Regions from separate parts of the Homo sapiens genome. Here region 2 is linked to region 1. A link is a loop called in an ENCODE intact Hi-C map of the cell type or tissue named here. Cell type or tissue: dorsolateral prefrontal cortex. All regions are shown on one strand. Links, peaks and the distances in the headings refer to the core of each region. The heading gives the core; the rest is flanking DNA.

Region 1 (11,669 bases), core at 2,025-10,024:
TCAAAAATTTAAAGGAGTCTATTAATCTTCTGGTAATGGCCTCACTGATCATTTTATAGTTGTCTAAAAATGAGAGGCATATCAAAATAATTTAATATTTTATAATATTTTAGAGGGTCATTATAAGACGTTCACTTTTACTCAGTAAGGATTAAATAACCAAGTCTATGCTTTTTATTGCTGATTTCTACGATTAAAGCAAGTACATATAAGCTGAGCTGATTGCAATATAAAGAATTATTCTCTTGGGTCCTACTTGTATTCATTCTCTTCCTACATTTAAAAAACCCATTCATCAATGACTCTGCAGCAGCACCAGGACTTAGCATGCGCATATTATCATCTCATATCCCATTGCAGTCTTCCAAAATCATGCGTGTGCATGTGGGTATGTAGGTACCCACCCACACTCACAGACACATATATACACATGCAGGCACTTATAATGGCATCCAAACGTATTTACCCATAATTACATCCTAGGCATTCTATTGGACACAGATATTTTTGCATTCATTTATGGAACCTGCAAAGAAGCCATGCTAATGTTTGGAGTCTTAAAGCAAACTGTAATCTTCTAAACAGTGAGGTGAACCTCAGAGGCAGTAGTCTTTTGATATGCAGCATAAGTGAAATGCTGCATAATATAAAATGATGGTGCTATTAATCCTACGGCACTGGTGGTGCCTAGCACCCCCCCCCCAATATTGATACCAACACCATTGTCTCTGGCTTTAAACTTCATCAGTATGCAAACAGAGTGTCACTATGATGGGTGGTAACTTGGTTGGATGCACTTTCTACATTTCTGGCAAATGAGTATAATTATTTTCAGAGCTGCGGGCAACTCATGCATGTTTTATCCTCCATCTGGACCGGCACGGTACACAATAGTGATAAAAGATGATTTTCCCCCTTGGATGTTCACAGGCCATCATCGACACAGTCCTGATGAAATGGCCATGTATCCCCTAGCAGTTCTATATCTGCCACAGCTTGACAACAAAATTATTTCCCCATAGTACTAAAACACTTCAAATATTCAAGCCCTCTGTGCATATATTTGTGTTTTGAAGCATTCAGCGTTAACATAATGTGGTAATTTATAAACTGACAAATTAACTATGCAGAAATCACAGAGAGGCCTTATGAGGTCTGCAAAGGAGCAGAAAAGAAAGCAGAAGCTTTTTGCGCTCTGTAATAATAATAATCCTATCAACTGTCACAGATTGCCTGGCCTCCCATTGTTAGAGCCGCTCACTCTGAAGCTTGCTTACTGTAGGTGATTACGCCTGAGATGCCCCACTCACCTCAACGCCAGCCAGGAGGCTCAGCTCAGGACTTCCCAGTGCCACCCCTCTCCAGGTCTGGGGCTAATGGGGAAAAGGGCCCCAATGAAACACACAAGTTGCCCGTATCGGTCACTGAGAAGCAAACATGGAGGTGTGGAATGGAATTTGGAAACGGGACATGCACCTTCCAGACAGGAATTGCATGTAGGACTGGCAAAATCAAAAACAGCAAAACTGAGATTATGCATGTGGAAGCCAGATCCGCCTTCTTTGTTTCGTGGTTATAAAATCATGTGAATGATTAAAATCCATCATCTCACTGCCTGCTCTAGCAAATGCTGGCGCTCCTTACAGACCCACTATTGATCCTCAGACAGACGGTTGAAAGGAGGCAGCATTCGTCAAAGGACGCAAAAGAGCGCATTTTTACTTTTATTGTATTAGCTTAATTCTCTTTCAGATGAATTAAAGACTAATTTTGCTAGACCAAGGGGAGAGTCTGTGCATCTTCTGCTGCCCCCATCTGTTTAACATGTAGATTCTTAGAGGGCAGGATTAATTTTTAGAGGCAAGAAAGTATTTACAAATTCCTTGTAAAAATACAGTACATTCCTTCATGACATGCCAAGCCAGCCACGCTTCCTTCCTCCCCAACTGCACCCTGTTCTCCGCTCCCCTCCCCCAGTCACCCCACCCACTCCCACAAGCATGCTCACCCTTACAGACTCACACATGCATGCTAAACACCACACACACACACACACACACACACACACACACACACACACCGTCCTTTAAATGGTATGTACCATGCTATGAGGCCTACCAAACATCAGACACTCTTTATCAGCAGTTGTGCCAGGGTCTCCATGGCAACAGTATAATAGATTTGCCCTTATTCAATCCCAGAGGCCACATTGAAGCGCAATGCAAAATTTGCTGGGGCCTGAATTCCTTTCAAGCCATGGCTCATGTGTCAGGAAACAAGTCAATGCACAGACAGCACTGCACATAAAGATGGAAAGGAACCTTTTCTCTCCACCGCTGTTTGCTCACAGTGACATTCAGAAGCCCAGACCCTTCTGGATCTCATTTCTCTCTCGTTTTCTAGTTATTAATTCACTTCTTTGGGTGGAGAGGCGAGTGGGGGAGGGGAGCATCATGCTTTGCAATAATAAACCGCCAATGAAAGTGCAAAGCAAGCTGCATAAAAACGAAGTGTGCATCCCAGCCTCCAAGGTTATATAGGATTCAATATGGCTGAAGCCCACCACAGCTGCAGACTGCATTCTGGGGTTTGATGCCCCTCAGTGCCAGCAGAGTCGAGCAGCTCAGCCAACCTCCTCGACCCAAACTGGAGTGCTACTCTGTGATACTCAAAGAAACCATCCCCAGGGAAGGAGAGGCAGAGGAATGGACACATGCCCTCGTCCTAAAGCCAATCTCGGCAGGCAGGAGGAATTCCCAGGAGCTCACACCTGAAGTACACTGTGGCTAAAACAAGCACAGCTTAAAAGTTAAACAATCATTTGTTTCAGGTTTATTTTAATCATTAGCTTTGGGACTTCCAAGATGATTACTTTGTGGGTTAATTATTTTCTGTGCTGTGGCTTTCCAAACCTAATTGCTCAACTTCATTATTGTACATAGTGATCCATAGCCCATTCCTAAAATTACCTGTCCAAATATTTTCCCTTTTGAGTATCACTGAGAATTTGCTATTTTTCTCTCTGAGTTGGAACTTTGCATAAATAACTTGGTTGGAGATGCTTGTGTGATTTTGAAGATTAAACCAGGGTTATCACTGGGCAGCTGACAGAACTCAGTTGGTAATATTATTAGGATTTGAAAGAAGACTTTTTCAGAGCTTTGCCCACATGAAGCCTAATTAACTTCAAGCCAGTGGTTCTCATACTTTAATGTGCATAAAAATCACCTGGAATGTTGTTAAAACACAATTTCTCAAACACCATTCCCAGAGATTCTGATTCAGTAGGTCAGGCTCCGGAACTTGCTTTGCTCACAAACTCACCAGTGATGTCAATGTGGCTGGTCCAAGAATCACACTTTGAGAACCACTGCTTTTGGCCAATCTCCATGAGAGAAAGTTCTCAACCTCTGATTGCAAGTTTATTTTGACCATTTACCATAACTTCAACTTCAATGCTCGTCTTGAAGGGCATGACTTGTCATCCTAATATAATTAGCCCCTCTTCCAGCAGATCAGACCCACAATACGCCCCAGCCTCTGGAGGACACAGAGAGAATGGAAGTCGTGGAGAAGAAAAGAGAAAAGTCTCAGAGGACCAGGATATACCCTCAGGACTAGCACTGTGCCTGCCGTAGAACGGGGCCTGCTCAGTGTTTTTTGGGTGAGTAAATATGATAGAATTTCAAGACTTCCATACTTCAGAAAGGAGATCTTAAGTCAAGAAGAGAGATATGCCATGTTTTATTTATATTGAAATATAGTCAAATATCTTCTGTTTGATTTTATAAAATATAAAATGGCATCTGAATTTTTGTGGGGGCAGGGGAGTAAATAATACTTTAAATTCCTAGGAAGCGGGAGCCATAGGGTGAGTCACTGTAGAAAGCAAAATCCCTTTATAATTAAAAACGTAACTCTCTAACTTATCTAATTTTGCAAGTTTGGGATTTCTTCAAGTGGAAAACACTGCATTTTCATTCTAAGAATCACCAGCTTTACTTTTTACTGAACAAAATGAAAGTATGGATTTGGGCCTGATGTTTAAAACCTGAAATCTTGAAATCAGAATCTGCTTCTTTTCATTTCTTGCTCCTGAATATTTGACCCTCAAATATGGGTCATTTTAACAGGTAATCAGTCTCAACAACCACAAAACATTGAGCCGATATCACAGAACACTAACTTAGGATGGCTCTGCTGACTTTGACCAGAATGTGGTCACCTGTACTAAGTAAGCCAAACTCTAGAGACTGACTACTGGGGGCCCGTGGGAGGAGTGTAACACTGAAGCCCTGCGACCTGCTTAGTGAATTACCTCATCTAAGGTAAATTTGTAATAAGGTAACTAACTGGCAGTGCTTTTCACCACTCTTTACAGCCTGTCTTCAGTTCTGAGGTTTTTCTTGCCAGAACAGGACAAAGGACACCAGGTGGGCAGCCTCCCAGGTGGGACCACACTGGGTCCTCTGTGCCCTTCCAACTGGAAAGGCACAGGGGAGACAAGAGCAGAGCTGATTTATCTTCCCCTATCTTGCCCCTTGCTTCAGCCCTCAGGTAGCAACTGGTGAAAAAGAAAAGTCCTTTATAAATCTAAATACACAGTATTGTAGAATTTTTAAATAGACCTTTGAGAGGATGGTGCTTGATGCTTCCTTCTGCTAGAGAAGGGCTGGAAGGCCCAGATAAGTGGATCCCAAGATCATGCAGCTGGTCTGTGGCGGAGACGAAAAGTGAGTGTGTACTTAGACTCAGACTCAGACGGAAGGGACCATGTGCTGCCCTAACCTGTTTTGCCTCCAGGAAGAACAGCCTGTCCTACTGCTGGGCTGTGAGATGTCCCCATCCCAGGCTCACCACCCTGCCACAGGCTACCTAAAGGGGAAAATGAATGCAGAGCGCTATCAACAACTTTCAATTCAACAAGTATTTACTGAGCACCAGCTATATGCCTGGCACTACACTGTGCTCTGACAGCCCTAGGGTGAGTCAGGCATGGCATTTTATGACAAGGTAGTTACAACCAGGGAAGTCTACTTTTCATCACTTTACAATAGCTGTCTCCTTTGTAATGCTTTGCAAACTGGGGTATGCCCAGTTTGTCTGGAGCCACAGATGAAACTGGTTCTTTCTTCTGGAAGTTTCCATTTTCCCTGATTATAATTACTCTATTTTCTTGCTTTTATGACATAGATTTTTTTTTCAGATTATAAGTTTTGGATATCTGAGATGGAGTCCTCCTAAACTCAAAATATGCATTAAATTGGTGATTGTTCTTTTTTTTCCTGTTACAGGTTGAGCTGCATCTTAGAATGAAATCCTACAACTGAGATGGCTAAAGGAATTAAAAATGGTATCTGTAATGTTAAATTTCAGACTGCTGCACAATATGTCAGTTTTAGGTACTTTTTAAAAGATGAACAAGTACAAGACTTCAAAGAAGTCTCTCCCTTGTGAAGGGTCCCTTCCGGCTTCACTTTAGAGTCTCTGCACTTTTAGTTCATCTCATTTGGGTGTTTCAAGGGAACAGAGAAGCCCTGGTTTAGATGATGCAGGGTTTTCTGATGCCAAAGTGAGAATGATAAAATGTCTGAAGGAAGAACACGATGCTATGCATTCCAGGCAGAATCTGGACTTGAAAACAATGAAGCACAAATACTTTTAGATGAACTGATTCACTTTTATTTTGTAAACATCCTAGAAGAATTCCATTTGCACTGAACTGTTTGAATCACTGCAGAGCTCTTGCTCCTTCTAATCCCCAAGGAAAGTCGATCCATCGCGTCCTGCTACACTGTATTTCTTCACTTTGCCCCTTTTCTCAATTCTTTGTGATCAGCATAAAGTTTGAACCGTGCCTCTTCTCGCCTTCCTGCCTGGCCACCTGTCCAGCCCTGCGGTCAGCTGTACCGACCAGCAGACGGTGCCTCTCTTGCCAAGTGGAGCCGATGCTCTGTGACCATTGTTCGTGGGGCCACACTGCCATCCCCATCGTTGCCCCTTCAGGACACTCGTCAACAGCTGTAAGAGGCTTCCCATCCTCGCCCATATAAAAGGAAGGCCTGAAAACACTTCTCGGAGCATCAGTTCATAGGTCACCGCAACCGGCCGAACAATACGCGATTATTCAACGGGCTCCAATTCATTTTCCTCTGCTCCTCCCCCACCGTTACCCTTGAGAGAAAACTAATTTGCAGAAAAATAGCCCCTGCCAGCCAACTTCTTCTCCTAAATGTATGCTGACCCCGAACTCTTGTCTCAGTGGGTCCTTATTCTCATAGTCAATGCACAGGAGTTCTGAAAAGCAGTCTTCTCCTTTAAAAACCTCCCCCACACCCCAGCATCTCAGTACGGGAGATGCTTTCTTTTTCTGCTATTCTTTGCTTCTCTTTTTAACATGTGTGCTGAAATTGGCACTTTCTCTGTTCAGTTCACTCCCTTTCTAGTATTAATGCAGCAACGGAGAAATGTGCGCAATTTCTCCAGTCTCTGCGCTCGGTGAGCCCATGGGTGATGGATGAAATGTAACATGCTCTACCTTACATATTACTATTTAAGGGAAGCGCCCGGGCCGGCTGGTGATGCATGGTGCTCTCCACAGCGCCCCGCGCAAGCAGGGAGCCCAGGCTGCCTGCACCGTTGTCTGAGTAAATAATGGGGCTAATAGCATTTGGTGCAAATGAGACTCCTATAGAAGGCATCGGGCTTGTTCATCTCGTTATGATTTTTCTTTGTCGAGAAGCCTTCTCTCTCTGTCCTCGTCAGAGCTTCCCCAGTGTGGCCTGCCTTGGTTATCTGGGGAGGAGGGAAGGTCTCGGGGAGTTCAAGATTTTGTAACTAATATTGAACGCCAGGGAGAATGGATGCCAAGGTCAGGTTAAGAATAAAGAAAATTGATTTGGAGGTCAGGGTCACAATGTGAAAGGCCTTCAATGCTGCCAAAATATTTTCATTATCGCTGTTTTTGTTATGGAAAAGAAGAGGCCCAGTGTAAGAAGGCTAAGAGGTGGAGGGAGGAAGCCTCAGAATGAACCAGGGGAATCAGAATCCTAGCTGTGATTTATTGGGCTTGTGTTTCCCTAGTTTCTTTGCCTGGCGTTTGCCTCCCCCTGTAAAAGTATGCGGATGTCTGGATGGACTAACATTGATAATGAAACCCTTTCCCACAGAACCTGGTGGGTCTGGGCTTGGACCGAGCTGAACTAACTCTCTCTCTCTGCCTCTCTTCTCTCTCTCTTTCTCTCTCTCCCTCTGTCCCTCTTTCCTCTCTCTTCTCCCTGTCTCTCTCCTAGCCTCTCTTTCTTCCCTCTTTCTCTACTTCTCTCCCCCCACCTCTCTCTCCTCTCTCTCTTTCTCTCTACCTCTCTCTCCTCTCTCTTTTTATCTTTCTCCGTCCTCTTCTTTCTCCCTCTCTACCTCCTTCTCTCTCTGTCCCTCCTTTTCTCTCTCCCTCCTTCTCTCTCTCCTCTCTCCCTGTCTCTTGCTTCTCTCTCTCCTCGCTGCCTCTCTGTCCCTATCCCTCTCTTCTCTCTCCCTATCTTTCTCCTAACTCTCTCTCCTCTCTCTTTCTCTCTCTCTATCCTCTCTCTCCTTTCTCCCTCTCTCTTCTTGTCTCCCTCTCTCTCTCCTCTTTCCCTTTCTCCCATCCTCTCTCTCTCCTCTCCCTCTACCCGTCTCCCTCTCTCTCAGTCTCTCTTCCTCTCTCTCTCTCTACCTCTCTCCCCTAATCTCTCTCCACCCTCTCTCTCCTCTCTCCCCCTCTCTCTCTCTGCAAAGAAGCTGGAGACAAGTTCTCCCACTTCTATTTGCAGTAGTGAGCTATTTCGTGCATCACTGTGAGTCCCCTTTTCACCCATTCTTACAACGTATCTACAACACAGGGCTGTATATTTTAACAAAATCCTGTTATTATTGGAGCTCTGACCTGATTTTGTTTCTATATTCTGAAGCAGAAAAGACTCCAGTGGCATGAAATTAGCAACACATTCTGTTAGTGTGTTAATTGTGTGAGAGTTTTTGGCAGGAGAGACTCCTAACACAACACAGAATTTATTTTTTATTTAAATTTGGTAGCGATTTCATATTGTGTTTAAGCAGAGGCACCATGGCTTAAACCACTAGAGATTTACTGTACATTCAGGAAAAGGAAAAAAAAAATCAGCCTAATGCAGTAGTGCAGAAAGAATTATGTAATTTTTTTACTTAGCAGGGAGGCTGCTAGAATTGATTTCTAATTCATGATGAGAAATTGGCATTCCCAGGCAGTGATTTGAGACTCTTTGGGCCCCAGTTCAGTATCCAAATGCAGTTGCATCAGGCAAGTAGCAGATTCCCTCTTCGATAAAAGCAAACACACATGAAAAGCAGAAAGTCAAAATCTCCCAGGCCAGAGGAGTTGTTTTTCTCTGGTGTATCTCCCAAAGACCAAAGATGATGATCTACTTTGGATGTGTAGATACACAAACATTGATAATGAAGGTCTCATGTTAAAATTTGACCGCCAGTCTTGGAGGTGGGGCTTGGTGGGAGGTGTTTGGGTTAGGGGGCGGATCTCTCAGGAATGGCTGGGGCCATCCCCTTGGTGATGAGTGAGTCCTTGCTCATTAGTTCACATGAGAGCTGGTTGCCTGACACCTTCTGCTCTCTCTCTTGCTCTCGCTCTTGCCATATAACACGCCTGCTCCTCCTCCACCTTCCACCATGAGTGGAAGCTTCCTGCGGCCTCACCAGAAGCAGATGCTGGTGCCATGCTTCTTGTACAGCCTGCAGAATTATGGGCCAAATTAACCTCTCTTCTTTAAAAATTACCAGCCTCAGGTATTTATTTATAGCAACACAAAATAGATCAATACAGGTCACATTGTATAGAAATGGCTGTCCCCATAAACATGTTGATGGAGAACAATTCCCAGAAAGGGGAAGGAAGGACAAACAAGCCAACAGGTGTATCCTATAGAAGAGGATGGACTCCTCCCCTCAGGGGCAGGAGGCAGCTCTGAAAGAAGAAAAAGGTAAAATAATGTTTGCTGAATACTTACTGTCTACCAGTCATTGTATTGGCAGGCATATACCATTGCATTCTTAATCTGACCAGACATGAAATATGTGATTCTCTGCTCACCCCGAAATCAGCAGCTCTCTGATCCTTTTCCCCCTCTCCTCCCTACACTTCCCTCCTTGCCCAGCCCTCACCACTGAGCTCTTGTCTGAGTGGCTCTGGGCTGTCCTGGCCAGCGGCTAGCTGTTCCCCTGCCCTTCACTCTGTGGCTCAGCCCAGCAGTTCAAAGCAGAAGAGACAAGGGCTCTTCTCCCCAGTAGCATCACTTCTGTAACAAGTCTTTCTCTAGAATAGTTAGCTATGGCCTGAATTTGATTCCTGGTGTATGGCAGAAGGACACAGACTAGGATTCAAATTCCAGCTCTCTCACTTTGTGTCCTTGGGGAGATTATTTACTCCCTGACTGGACCTGGGTTTCCACATCTGTGAAAGAAACAAGCACATTTTGGGCCAGGATTATAAACCAGGAGACAGGTGTAGTGTTCTCACCCCTGGAGCCGGCCCTCACTAAGTTCCTTTGCTTCTCGACCCCACAGTCATGGCAGTCAACGTCTATTGAACCCACATTAGGGGCCAGACACCACACTAAGCTAGGTATAAAAAGAGATGTCCCAGAGGTCCTATGGAGTGCACATAACACCTCATTTAATCCTCCCACAACCTGGAGTGGGGGGAATTTTGATCCTCCTTCTTCAAATAGGAAATCTGAGGCTTAGTCAAGGAAAACTACTGTGAAGGGCAGGGCTGGGATGTCACCCTGATTTGTCTGATTCCAAAGACTTCTTTTAACTTCAGTGCTTCTCAACACTGGCTATCTGGGGAGCTTTTAAAACACTGATACCAAGACCCCTATCTTGGACTAACTGAATGGAGGTGGGGTTGAATATCTGCAGCTTTGAAAAGTTACAGGAGGAATCTAACCTGATGCTCAGAAGGTGATGGAGCCTCTGTCTTGATTATGTTCCACTGCCGACAACATCCACCCATGTCCACAAACTAGGGCTTCTTAACTAACACAGGAGTTTCAAAGGCCAGTTTTTACCAATGATGAAGGATCTGCTATGGGCTGGGCACTTTATGTGATCTCTGATCCTTACAGCAACTATGCAGGCATGAGATGTGGTCAATTTTTTTTTCTTTGGTTCAAATAACTTATATAAATAACTGGTACACACAAACCCTCAGTCAATAGTATTGTTAATATCAGCACTGTCAACATCATCATCTCTTGGATCCTCACAGCAGCCTCAGACATGTCAACCCTGTCTCCTTAACATCCCTGGAATGTATTCATTTCTCACCATCCCTGCTGCCACCCATTTCACCTGAATGCCCATCATTTCCCAACTGGACAGCTGCCATAGGCTTTTAACAACTTGCTGAAACCAGCCTCATCCTCTCCCAATCTATTTTGTACAAAATAGCCCGGATGATCTATTTGAAACACAAATATTTAACCTTCCCTGGTTAGGAAATAGTGATGACTGTCAGGGTCACTGCATAGGGTTGGTAGGTGAAGCCCTTCATAAAAGCACCAAGTGCAGAGGCAGATGGTGCTGAATCCTCTCCCTGCTCTGCTTGAGGGGGCATCAGCCCTGAGGACAGGGTGTCTATTTGTGCTTCATGGGTACAGAGTATGTGTATGCTTTGGTTTGGGGAAGGAGGTGTGTGTTTTCTAATTCACACAAAAGTTTGAAAAAGAGCAGCAACTGCCCTGAAATTGAACCAACCTCACTCAGTCATTGTGCTAGATAAATGTGAAAATTTAAATAAAATGGAGGCTCCCTCCAGGAGTTGAAATTTGAACCCAGGCTGTCAGTCTCACCAGCTCCTCTCCTAACCCCTGTTGTTTTCCCTAGAAGGCACAGAAATTATGCTCTCAGGGAGATTCCACAGATAGACAATTCTTTGGGCAGGTCAACTAGGAGAAGCTCCATAGTGGAGAGAGGGGCAGTCCCTCCCTTCAAGACCAAAGGTGGGCCGACAAAAGCCAACCAGCTTGTTCCCCTTGCCCATCTTATCTATTTAAGGCCTCAATTCCTTTGACCTTCAAAAAAAAGTGTAGTAAAACTTTTGATGAAAAAAATCTTTCTTAGGAGAGAAGAATTTAGATGACAAGGGAAATGGTTATGCTTGGCATCTGATCTGTTTCAAGTAAATTCATTCCCGGCTACCTATTTGATAGGTAAAGTAGAGATAAGGAAAATTAGATTTTAATACAATATCTATCATTATTCTTCCCTATCACATCATTGCTTTTGCTGGCACCAGACTGAATATTTGGCACAGCATTGTAGAACTGGAAGGTCTCGTAGAAATAATCCAGTCCAAATGTTGGCATCCCAAAGCCCCTGTAGGATGGGGGTCTTCATGAGACCTTTCAATATTTGTGAGTTTATATGTGTATTAAATTGGCACAGACTCACTAAAACATCATTTCTTTGCCTTTGACTAGAACTTTAGTAACTTAATATGTTCAAACTTTGGCCGTCTCATGCTAAGTTCTGGCTAGCAGCTGTATGTCTTTCATTAATAAAAGTGAAAATGAAATCACTGTGACCAAAAATCACACTCACAGCTCATGGAAGATCCTTGATTCCCAGACTAATGT
Region 2 (11,669 bases), core at 2,355-10,354, 57 kb after region 1:
CACGCTAGATTGTGGCTCTTTGGCTTGATTGGTACAATGCACCAGAGATTTCAAAAAAACGCTGACCACTCCACAGTTCAGTTGGCCTTATTAATGATAAATCCTATCACCTCCCTTTACTTTAATGCTTTGCTTCCCTAGAATTCAATTTGAATCAATCCTATGATTATTTCTAAGCATGCACCTTGCTAGTGCTCAAAAAATGAGAGGACACAATCTTATTACTATTTGTTAGTAGCTGGGGTTTATAGCATCACAGGTGTTATAATGTAAGCCTGGGAAACAGTCAACAAGAATGAGGACCACAGTCTCAAAGAGAAGGCCAGGGATGGAGCCAGCTCCACCTGGGGATCTAAACTAGGGTATCTTGGCTGCCAGTAATGGACATTTATGTAATTTTTCTCAAGTAATGGGGATTAGAAGATGTTATTATAAGAACCTATGACCTGGTAGAGAAAAGTCATCATGAACTTGGACAGATCTGCGAACCCATTTTTCTCTCCATCTCCTCTGTCTTTCTCTCATGGCATGTCTACCATGTCCACATGTTTGCTCCATCCTCCTGTCTTTACCAACTTGGCTACTCAAAGTTTCTGTTTCCTCATAACTGTAGTTTGCACATAACCTCTCATGACCTTGACTCTGTCTCCTGGTGTTTAGTGTTAGTAATCGCTGCTTTATTTAAATCTAAAATGGAGAGAAAATTTTATTGTCACTACTCACATTTCATGTGACCACATTCTGGGTTACTGGGTGGCCTCTAGCTGAACTGCTCTAATGTTGATTATCCAACATGGACCAACTCCCTATGGCCAAAAGGACCAAGTCAAGAGGTATAATAAAACTACCCTTTCATCAGGGGGAAGTTCAGTTTATAAAGGGCAGAGTAGGCATTCTGAAGATCAGTCTGCCTTGTCCATGGGATAATGGGGAAAGGTTCTGTGGATGAGATAACATTTGAGATGATCATAAAAGGGTCCCATGTGTAGATAGGCAAAGATGATGTAAAAGTGGATATAGTAGCATAGGGAAAAACCAGAAATAGGAAAGAAAATATTTGTTAAGTATTTTAGTTTGGCTAGAGCACTTCTCAAGCTTTCTGTGCATATGAATCACCTGGGGATCTTGATAAAATGCAGATTCCTATCCAATGGGTCTAAGATGGGACCTGGGATTCTGCAACTTTAAACTAGTTCCCGGGTGATGCTGATGTGCTGCTTCACTCTGAGAAGTACAGCTAGAAGAAAGAGCCTTGAATGCCAAGCTAAGAAAGTGCTACTTACTCTACTTCAGTAAGTAATGAGAAGCCTTGAAGGATTTGGGAGAGAAGGATGATATAATCAGAGTGGTGTTAAAGGACAATTGATTTGGCAGTGCTTTGTGGGATAACTCAGAAGAGAACTGGAAGATCAGCTATTTAGCAATTGTAAAGGCCAGAAAAGGTAATAAGGACTAAATCAGTATGATCACAGTGGAGGGGAAGAAGGGCTATACAAAATCAGCTATACAGCCAATTGAACATGCCCTTCCCACTGTCCTTACCCAGTCTTGCTTTAGTTGACAAGAGAAGCAGCTTCTTCAGGCATCATCTGGTGACATCTTTGTCCTTTCTGGGGTGTCTGCTTTTCATTTCAAATCACATCTAAAGATACATCCTCTCTTTTACCTCTAACCCTTAATTTCATTCTCTCTGCCTAACTGCATTTTCTATTGTGTGCAACTTGCTGCATGATTTAACTATATTATAACCATGTAACTATGTTATTGCACTGTTATTTCATTGTGTACCAGTAACCAAATTCAGTAACTATATTTGTTCTGCTGAGGAGTTTTGTAGGAAGCATATCTGAAGGGCACCAGGCAATGAAGTAAAGTCTATTACCACCTTATCACCATCAGGAAAATGATCTGTTTGTTTGCCGTTCACTGAAGTACATAGCTAAAGAAATTGAAAGAGAGTTTAGGCAGTGTCTGAGTGAAGTCCAGATATGGAGACAGACGGATACCCTGAATACTAGGCTGTGGTTCAAGATCCAAAAAATGGCTATGACACTGTGCAGAAGAGAAGTTTCCAAATGATGTTATAGACAGGGAAGAAGAGCTTGGAGAGACAGACCTTATACTGTAATTCAGAGCTTCTGTTACTACCTGGCTTACACTGTCCCTACTATCCATTTAAAGCCAAGCCAAAGATAAGCTTGCTGTTAAATACAAATCCCAACTGAAATTTTCCTAAGGCCAAAGGCTTCATCATATCCCGTGATTATGGATATAAATGAAGAAACCTGGTGCTTGCCTATTGGATTGTTCATGCCATTTTGAGGTCAACCCCTGAATGCTGAACTTTGGTTTTCTAAGGCCCCTGTGCATTAAATAATCTATACAACAAGCAGGACTTTAAATCCAATCCTTTTCTTCCTAATAGGATGGGATTTTGTGCACATGTATATACTAATAGCTAAAAAATCAAACAGTTGTCACTGATCAAAACAACAATAATTTGTCCTGTGGGGAAAAAAAGAGTGTGAGAGAGAGAAAGAATAGAAAAGAAAGAAAGAAAAAGGAACTGTCCAGCCCTGGAGACTAGAGCTATTTTGATCGCACAAGAACATAATCAGAGTCAGGAACACAGTGGAGGAAATATTCCCAAAGGAAATCAAGATTAAGATGCACACTTCGGCCTCTTCCTACAAGCACCAACCTCCCAAGCCCACAGGTCATTTTGTTTGACAATGTCACATCGATTTACATTTCACAATGCACTTTTAACTTTAGAATGTTAATGTGCTGGCTGGAATTAGCTGTATCTTTAGAGAAGAGTCTGATCTTGACCATGTTCTCCTTTAGAGAGACTTCCTAGTTGGTTTGTTATTTTGGTAAATGAGAACCCAGGAAGAAATTAAATCAATTTTATAGATACGTGTGTGTGTGTGTGTGTGTGTGTGTGATGAAAGTGTCCCTGCAGGACAGACACTGGGAAACTGTGCTTTGAAGAGAACAAAGCCTTTCGGGAAAAGGGTTCCATGTTCAAAAGAAAATGAGGAAATATGACTTCTAGCCCAGATATTGCCAGGCCCACTTCCATCCTTGGTTTTGCTCCATGTTGGAGCTCAGGATTCTGGATGTATTTCCTCTGAGTGCCCTGTTGGTGGCGGAGGGCAGGGTGGGGTAGAGCAAGGCATAGCCTTCCATGCGGGGAATCTGTGCTGTCTCAGGGCTTTCCTCCAGAGGCAGTCCAGAGAGAGATATGCCAGCGTCATAAACCCTGCTTCCTCCTTCCTTCTGTGCCACCCATTTTCCTAGTCCCACTACTTCACAAGTAAATAACCATCTTCATTGGAAGTAACCTTCTTCCCTAGAGAGGTGAAGTGACTGGTCTATGGTCACACAGCTATTAAGAGCCTCTGACAGAAAGAAATCCAGCCTCTTCAGTTTCAGGTCATTGCATGTTCTTTCCTCCTACCTTGTAAGCAGCTTCAGTCTTTGATGTGGGCCCTGTGTCCTGGGCCACAGGACAGACTTAGGGCTCAAACCTCCCTGGGCCTCACCTGGCACTTCCCTGCCAAGGTTGCATCCTGCCTCTCTCTGAAGAGTCACCCTCTAGCCTAGTCATTGTGGAACCTACTCCTCAGTCCCAACATCACCACAAACACCCACTGTCCCTACAAGGGACAGGAGGGCTGAGATTTAGGGACCCAAGTTTAGATGCAAATTAGAATCTTTTTAATGTTATGAGAATGATGGTGAAAAATCCTGAGGACAAGAGTTATATTTAGTCTGCAAATATGTATTGAGAAGAATCCCCCAAAAAGTTACTATTAAAGAATAATGATAAAGATTCATGCACTTTAGTTGGGGGCAGAGTTTAGGGGTGGCATTATGAAAAGCTGTGGGAGTTTTGAAGCAGCCTTTACTCAAGAGATGGTTGTGTGCTGAGGGAGAGAAGATTTGGAGCTATTACTCACAATGCACCAGCAGAAGATTCCAAGTTGGAGAGCCTAGGCAGAGAAGTTCCATGGGGTGTGGGAAGGTGGGGGTATGGTAAGAGGCAGCATAAGAATGGCTGAGCTGAGGCTGGGCATGGTGGCTCATGCTTGTTATGCCCAGCACTTTAGGAGACCAAGGCAGGTAGATTGCTTGAGCTCAGAAGTTTGAGAACAGCCTAGGCAATATGATGAAACACCGTCTCTACAAAAAATACAAAAAAAAATAGCCAGATGTGGTGGTATGCACCTGTGGTGCCAGCTACTTGGGAGGCTGAGGTGGGAGGATCGCTTGAGCCTGGGAGGTCAAGGCTGCAGTGAGCTGAGATTGCACCACTGCACTCCAGCCTGGGCAACAGAGTGAGACCCTGTCAAAAAAAAGAAAAGAAAAGAAAAGAAAAGAATAGCTGGGCTGGACACACTTCACTACAGAGACAGTCATTCTCTCCAGAAGCCAGCATGAGGCAGAACCTGGCTGCCAGACAGGGGAGGTTCTTCCCCATCTAGAGACCAAAAGGTCAAGTGTAGAAACTCGGTTGGGTAGATGTGAAGGATGCTGTAGGCCAGCTGGCTCAGCCTCCATTCCTAACTTCCTCAGGGAACCAGTCTATACTGTAGACACCAGAAAATGAAAAACTAATTTTCTCTTCCTCCTTTGCAGGTAGGGTTCCTGATGGGATTGGGTTCCACCAATCAGAGCCACTTGCATGAGACCTCAACTGAGAGCCAGGTCAGTGGGATGGGAGGCACAGCACGAGGCCTTTACTTTGCTAGCTCAGATCATGGCAGAATGGTGGGCTCTGCCACGGACAGTGGGGGATGCAGTTTCCCTCAATCATATCAGAGCATCATCTGGGGAACTGGAATTGTTTCTGAAAGCTCAAACCAGAATCTGCTTGTTCAGCACTTCCAAAATGTTCATAGGCCAATTAATACCTGATTATTAATGCTCTCCTGTTTCAATAAACTGGAACAATTTCTGTCATCTGCATCACCATGGACAGTGGCCAAGATAACATATCTGACTCCCCAAACTGATCATTTTTTAGTACCCTCCTCTATGGGACAAAATTATTTTCAGTGAGAATCATGTAATAATCATTAATTATTATTACTCTCATGATTCATTCATTAGCTTTAAAACAATAATTTAAACAGAATAAATTTTAATTTTCAAGATATTATTCAAATCCAGTCAAATATCTCGTGTATGAACTAAAATTTGCATTTCCTAAACTTTAAACACAAATTAAAATTCCAAGTGGTTGTGCAGAATGACAGAATTAAATTAACTCAGGTTTTGTGTCTTGGCTTTGCAATTACTGTGCTATCATCCTTTATCGATTATTTAAATGCAGGCATACTTAGTACAACAGGGGCTGGAGACACAAACTGTGCCTGAAGCCAGTTCGAACCATCTTGAACTGTTCTTTCTTACTGGAAGTTCTCCTAAGTAACTTTCACATAGACTATAATATTAGTAAAAGGATAAGTAATTAACTATGCTAATTTGAAGCATATATATGTATGTGTGTATATATATGGGTATATATGTATACACACACACATACACACAGATGTATATGAGTGTATAGAATTAAAATTCAATAGTCACCACAGCAATTGTTTAGAAAATGGACAAACAAAAGATTTGTGGGAGGATTATTTTATCACTGACATTGTTTAGAATTACTGGCCTAGGGATAAGAAAAAGCAAACTGACTCACAGTCGATTTTATTATTGGTTTTAAATTATCTGCAGACAATGCAGCTGTGTGCATCTTGAGGGTGGGTGCACCCGCCCCTGGTTGGCAGGTGGGGCTGAGCCTGAAAAAGCCTGATCCCAAGCCTGAGGGCTCCAGAGGGTTGGGGACTTGAGGGGAAGTGGCATGGCGAGGGGGGATTCCCAGACCCCAGCACCCTCCCCACCAGATACCTCCTGCATACCAGGAGACCCAGCCTGAGCCGCTCATGACTCCCCAGATTCTCAAATACTGCTGAAACATAAAGATCCCCCACAAACTGCCTTTGGTGGTGAGGAACCAAGAGCCCAAAACTGCTGAAACCCTGGTACCCAGTTCTCAGTAGTGAAGAGACCCACCCACCCCATGTGATGGAAATGTGTGCCTCAGCACAATTAAACCTCGTCTCCTGCCACGGGCCCTTGAGGGCACACACAAGTTGTTGAATTTATGAATGTTAACTCTGCCAATGCCGAAATTCCACTTTAACCTATACCTGGAATGCCTTCGTTCGCTGGCAGGTGAGCTGCACCTCAGGTGTCTGCAGGGGACAGGGTGAGTGAAAGCCCCACAGAGCTCTCAGCCTGAGAAGGCCCTGAGCCAGGGCACTGCCTTTAATGAGAGAAGTTTCTCTTTTCCCCTCCAAGTGGTGGCCGCACCGAGAGACATCTAAAGTTCTCTGAGAGCAGAGACGGAGTTTATTTCCGGTGTCCTTCGCGGTCCCCAGCAGTACAACTCTCATAAAAGGTTAACTTCCTAGTTCTGGGGAGAGTAAAGCTTGTCTTTTCTCCACTAGTTGAGGGACCTTTAGCATAAAGGTCCAGCCTCACAGAAGATGACTAAACACACAAGCCAATTTTAATGCTGTGTCCTGAGACCCCAAGGGAGTCCAGGGGAGACCATCTCCCTAGACAAAGGAAAGAGGCACCTCCCCACCCCAGGGGGGACACTGTGGACAAGATGCAGGTGCACAGTGCCAGATATCCAAGGACCCTTGGAAGGCTGTGACCTTTCTCCTCTGAGCAGTAGTAGTAAGCCAGATGTCCACTAGCAGGTCCCAGAGATGCGGCCACAGCAGTAAAGCTGCATGACAGTCTACTTGCCTGGCACTGCCCAGGAGAGTGCCACTAGCCCCCATCCTGTAGGACCAGTGGGTGCTGTCCTCCTCTACGCAGAGTGGCCAGGGAGGAGGGGCAGGGCCATCTAGCCATGTGGTTCATGCCTAGGTGTCTGGGAGCAGGAAGACATGCATTTCCAATCTAGCATTGGCACCCAAACTCACATTGCTGTATTCCTGTCAAGCAGTGTTAGCCAGCCTCATATCTAAGGACTACAGGCTTTAATTACTCCAGGGAACAGCCTGGTGGCCAGACAAAGAAAGGCTTGTTACAAAGGCCCCTTTGTTGAAAGGGCTTTTGTCCCAGCAAGAGGATTGCTCCAGGCACCCCTTATAGGCCACCAGCCCAGAGCAGGGAAGTAATACTTGTCCAACTAACCCTCGGGTGTTTCAGAAGACCTGGACTCAAGTCCCCGCAGCCCAGGTTTGCTGGCAACATAGTCCGCTGTAAGTCACACATCCTTTTTAAGCCCCAGTTTTCTTACCTATCAAAAAGCAATCATCAATGTGAATTTCACCCTCTTTTCTCCAGTCCTGGAGGCTGAGTCCCCCAGGCTGCTGGAGGTGCTGAGAATACCTGGACCCTACTAGCAATGCAGAGAAGTGTTTACACCCCTCTCTGGCAGGTGATGTTCGATGTGTCTTTAACCGTGTCCCTACCCTCTGTCATCCCACACACAACAAACACATATATAAGAAGAAAAGGAACGTGTTTGTAGTGGATATTTCTCCTCTTTCCTACTGAGGGTCCAAGCAGCCTCCCTAAGTTGAGGTGAGGGGCAGCAGCCACTTCCTCTCTGGAGAGCCAGGAAGGACACCTCCTCTCACTCCCTGGAAACAGAACAGCAGGCTGCTGACCTTCACCCGGCCACCAGTGCTCCACCCTGAACTCAAGATTCCAGGATGCAAGACGGAGGCTTCAGGAGGAGAGAGATTTCTCCTTGGAAAGCTGGAAGAGCTGAAAGGAGAGTAGGAGGTAGTGAGGAGGGGCCTGCAGCAGGTCTCAGGGACTCTACAGGGCGTGGACCTGTGCTGTACTTTTGCCCCCTGACCCTCGTTCCTGATGCTTTTCTGAGCTTGGTTCTCCAGCCTTCTGATAATTCCATAGGCTGCTGGATAGATAGCCTTCCAACAAATTCCCTTTCTGCCTAAGTTAACCAGATTTGGGGTCTGTTGTTTGTAACCAAGAGTCCTACCTGATACTGTGTAAGATATAGCCAGAGAGGAAATTACCCCAAAAATCTATTTTTTAAAATCTGCCTGCACAAATATACTAACCACAGCATTATTTAAAACTGTGCAGATGGAAACCACTGGACAGTAGTGACATGGTTAAGTGGAGTCTGAGCCATTCACTCGGAAAAACAAGCAATCATCAGAATAATGGGTATGAAGACAATGCAATGACAAGGGAAGTGCTGCTGAGATTGACTGACAAATGACAACAGGAAAAGAAACTGAATGCAAGATGTGCCCCTCTTCCCCTACCAAGAATAGAAGCTCCTAGGAGCTAGACTTTTGATCTATTTTGTTCAGGGTCCTATCTCCAGCAAGTGGCAATGGTAGGCACTCAACTGACACTTAGAGAATGAATGAATGAATGAACTATTTGCACAGGGGAGGGGTGGGTAAAAACACCTTCAAATGCTATTAGTGATTATTACAGGTTACTCAGATTTTTTAAAGCTGTTGTTCCCTTTCCTCTATTTCTAGCATTTTCCATCATGTGGTTTTATTCATTTTCCTGAGAAGAAAAAAATGTTTTCTTAGCCCAAACCACTGGTAGGTGACCCAACTTCCCTAATATTTATGTTCCCTCTTGAGAGGCCTAAGCTGCAACTAAGCAGGGTGGCAAGGGCAAAGGAACATTTGCTCTCCTTTCCAAGTAGAAATGCTCAGCTGAAGCAGTCATTAAGGAGCCTGGCTCTGCTGCCCAAGGAAACACTTCCTTCCCATGGGCGGCGAGCGCCGAGTGACCTTCACAGCCCCTGGGCTGGATCTTGGAGCAGGAGAGTCTGTCTGGGGCAATAAAGCATCGCCAGGTGTCCAGGCCAAGTCAAAGGCCTTCCTGCCCTCCCCTGTTCCCCTCCGGTTGTCATCTCTTGCTTCCTCACCCGGGCTTTGTCACCAGTCCATGCACACTGCAGGGTCTGAACAATGGCAGACTCAATAGCCAGAGGGAGTTCAAAGGGGTTGATCGCCCCTTCAGATTGGCATTCAGCAGAAGCAGCCACTAGCTTAGCAAGTGGGATCCTGTTCCACCTCAGAGTGACTAAGCAGGGAAGTGGAGGAGTCAGCACTCCACAGAAGCCAGGAGGTTGGCTTCAGGCTGGCCATGAATTCTCACAGCAGGAAAGGGCAAAAGGAGATCAACCAGCCAGATGAGCTATGAGGAAATGAAATCTGCTGCAGATCGCTGGGCAGGGCCAGCTGTACACACCTGCTAAGATTACCATTTTATGACCACCACTGGCTTGCACTCACTATGATATTCTCTCTCTCTCTCTCTCTCTCTCTCACACACACACACACACACACACACGCAAGCATTTTCAGCATGAAAGAATGAGAATAAAATCATGCAAAGGAAAATGCCGAACACAGAGAAAAGACACACGTAAATGTACACACTTGCAAAGGCTCTGATTCACTAACTTCATGCCCCTTTTTTACCTGCCCATATCAAAACATGCTTCATCCTGGTTGGATCCAACAAAAGACCACAAGCCCCAGGTTCCAAGGCACATCCTGCAGGCATTTTTTTCCATTTTATCCATAGTGCTGCAGTGTTTAGTGGGTTGCTTACAGTTCAGGACCACCTGGGAGGAAGCCCCACTCTACATTCTGGGTCCCAGCTCTGCCAAGTCTCTTCTCCAAATTCCAAGGGTACAAAACCAGTTGGGCAGTGTCCCCTCTTAAGAGCTCTGAGTCCCAGCTCTATGTGATCCCTCCTCAAGCTGCTGAGAGTCCGCATCAGCCTGGGAACACCCTCCACCAGAGACCTGTGTTCCAGCTTTGCTGGGCCCTTCCCCTAAGCATCTAGGTTCTATTAACCCCAGTCTCTTGCTTTGTTTCCTCAGCCCTTGGGGTGGTAGCTGCTCCCTGCAGTTACCGTCACTGAGATGCCTCAAGGTTCCTTTTTTGCCTTTTCAGTCCTAATACTAGCCTAATAATCCCCTTTATTAAATTATCTCTGTTAAAATAACTATGGTGATCAACTCCTTACTTAAATAATGTTTACATGATCAAAAGACTTTCTGTAGTAGTATTAACAGTTTTGGTTTCCTTGGTTATTTTAACTTTATTCAATTTAAATTCATTGAATTTTTTCCAATTATGCTTTCATTTTACAGTCATTAAAAAACAAAAAAAAAAAAAACTGGCCAGGCATGGTGGCTAACACCTGTAATCCTAGCACTTTGGGAGGCCAAGGCGGGTGGATCACTTGAGGTCAGGAGTTTGAAACCAGCCTGGCCAACATGGTGAAACCCTTTCTCTACTAAAAATCCAAAAATTTAGCTGGGCGTGGTGGTGGCTGCCTGTAATCCCAGCTACTTGGGAGGCTGAGGCAGGAGAATTGCTTGAACTCAGAAGGCAGAGGTTGCAGTGAGCCAAGATTGTGCCACTGCACTCCAACCTGGGCAACAAAGCAAGTCTCCATATCAAAAATAAAATAAAATAAAATAAAATAATAAAAAAAGATGGTGCTTTCCTGATTGGACTTTTACTGATACAGGAGAAAAGCTAGTAGGAAAAAATTAAACCTGCTAGTGAAGACAGGTTTCTGGGTGCTTTGATGGAGTGATCCATCTCCTCGTCACCAGGGATGGGAAGAAGAGCTTTACATCTGTTATGTTTAAATGATATTCCTCAAGGAACAGTGTTCAAGAGCTACTTGATGGTTACCATCCAGTAAGCTGTTCAAGTTATTGACCATTTCTTACTTAGATTCTGAGAAGTTTTAGATACAGTTAAACAGTGGAGGAATATATGGCCTTTAAATAGCCAGGGGTTCCAGAAGAAAATAAATAAATTCTGAAGAAACAGGGTCTAAGTAGGGAAAAGAATACCCAACTGGAAAGAGAATGCTGTAGAATAAATATACAGAAGGAGTTAAGCAATTTAACTATTCAAAAAGACCAAAGGGAGGCCACCACACTACAAGTTTGTGCGGGGGTGGGGGGGGCAGCGACTATTAAAATCACAGGTGGTTGCAATAACCACACATACATTCAGTGCTGAATTTCCAATCCCTATCTCCTTACTTTGGGAGCAATTAGTCTCGGGTGAAAAATTGCACTTGTAGCTAATTGCACCTGCAATTACCTACTTCCGGGTGCAATTAGCCACTTGAACCTAATTCTGAGTGTGCAAGTGTTTAATTGCATATGTGAGGAGGTGATTCCAGACACAGTTAGTTGTGCCCTCAGTCTTTGCACCTGCAACTAATTGTGACTAATAAAACAAGTCTTCATACAAGTCAGGTTGAAGGTACATATGGTGAACCTGTTTGGGGAACCAAGAATTGGATTGGTTGGGCTAATAGAAGTACAAGTGCACTAAAGAGAATAAAGGGACAAATTATTTAGAAACTGTCATTCTTTGGATCTACGGTTACATTATCCATGTCCTTTCCTGCAATCATGCTCTTCCCAGACTACAGAACATAAAGTCAGCTGATTAAAGGCAAGAATCATGCCTTGGCTGACACAGTTCTTTGTAAAGATAGCAGTAATTCTTCTGCTGACATTGAGGAACATCCATAAAGTGCAGGTCAGAACTATGTTCCAGCCAGTTCTCCATTATTTGTGTTAATTCTGATGAGGT

Evidence for each region. A loop is a pair of places that touch in the nucleus more often than their neighbours do. Peaks named below come from ENCODE experiments on the same cell type or tissue, not always from the same donor. Only the 100,000 strongest peaks of a DNase experiment are listed, where the experiment ranks them.
Region 2: it touches region 1 in a loop (3-fold over the local background); 4 of 110 quality-filtered maps call a loop at or near these places.

Annotation. Positions count from the first base shown.
Region 1 is chr5:61,727,372-61,739,040 of GRCh38, reverse strand. It overlaps LINC03122 (long intergenic non-protein coding RNA 3122), which reads right to left. Exons shown (of 2, transcript NR_126525.1): 2 at 8,044-8,995. LINC03123 (long intergenic non-protein coding RNA 3123) reads left to right here and starts at 3,343. Exons shown (of 3, transcript NR_105000.1): 1 at 3,343-3,416; 2 at 3,515-3,664; 3 at 5,295-6,251. In dorsolateral prefrontal cortex, for the core only: a CTCF peak has its summit at 6,637; DNase peaks (open chromatin) are centred at 5,962 and 6,580; H3K4me3 peaks cover 1,604 bases; H3K27ac peaks cover 3,062 bases.
Region 2 is chr5:61,670,667-61,682,335 of GRCh38, reverse strand. The region is part of intron 1 of LINC03122 (long intergenic non-protein coding RNA 3122); the gene reads right to left. LINC03152 (long intergenic non-protein coding RNA 3152) reads left to right here. Exons shown (of 8, transcript NR_109910.1): 6 at 4,645-4,713. Among named protein-coding and RNA genes, the nearest start is that of LINC03152, 22 kb to the left of the region's middle. RefSeq lists an enhancer at 8,875-9,375. In dorsolateral prefrontal cortex, for the core only: a CTCF peak has its summit at 7,069; DNase peaks (open chromatin) are centred at 6,845 and 7,125; H3K4me3 peaks cover 629 bases; H3K27ac peaks cover 1,854 bases.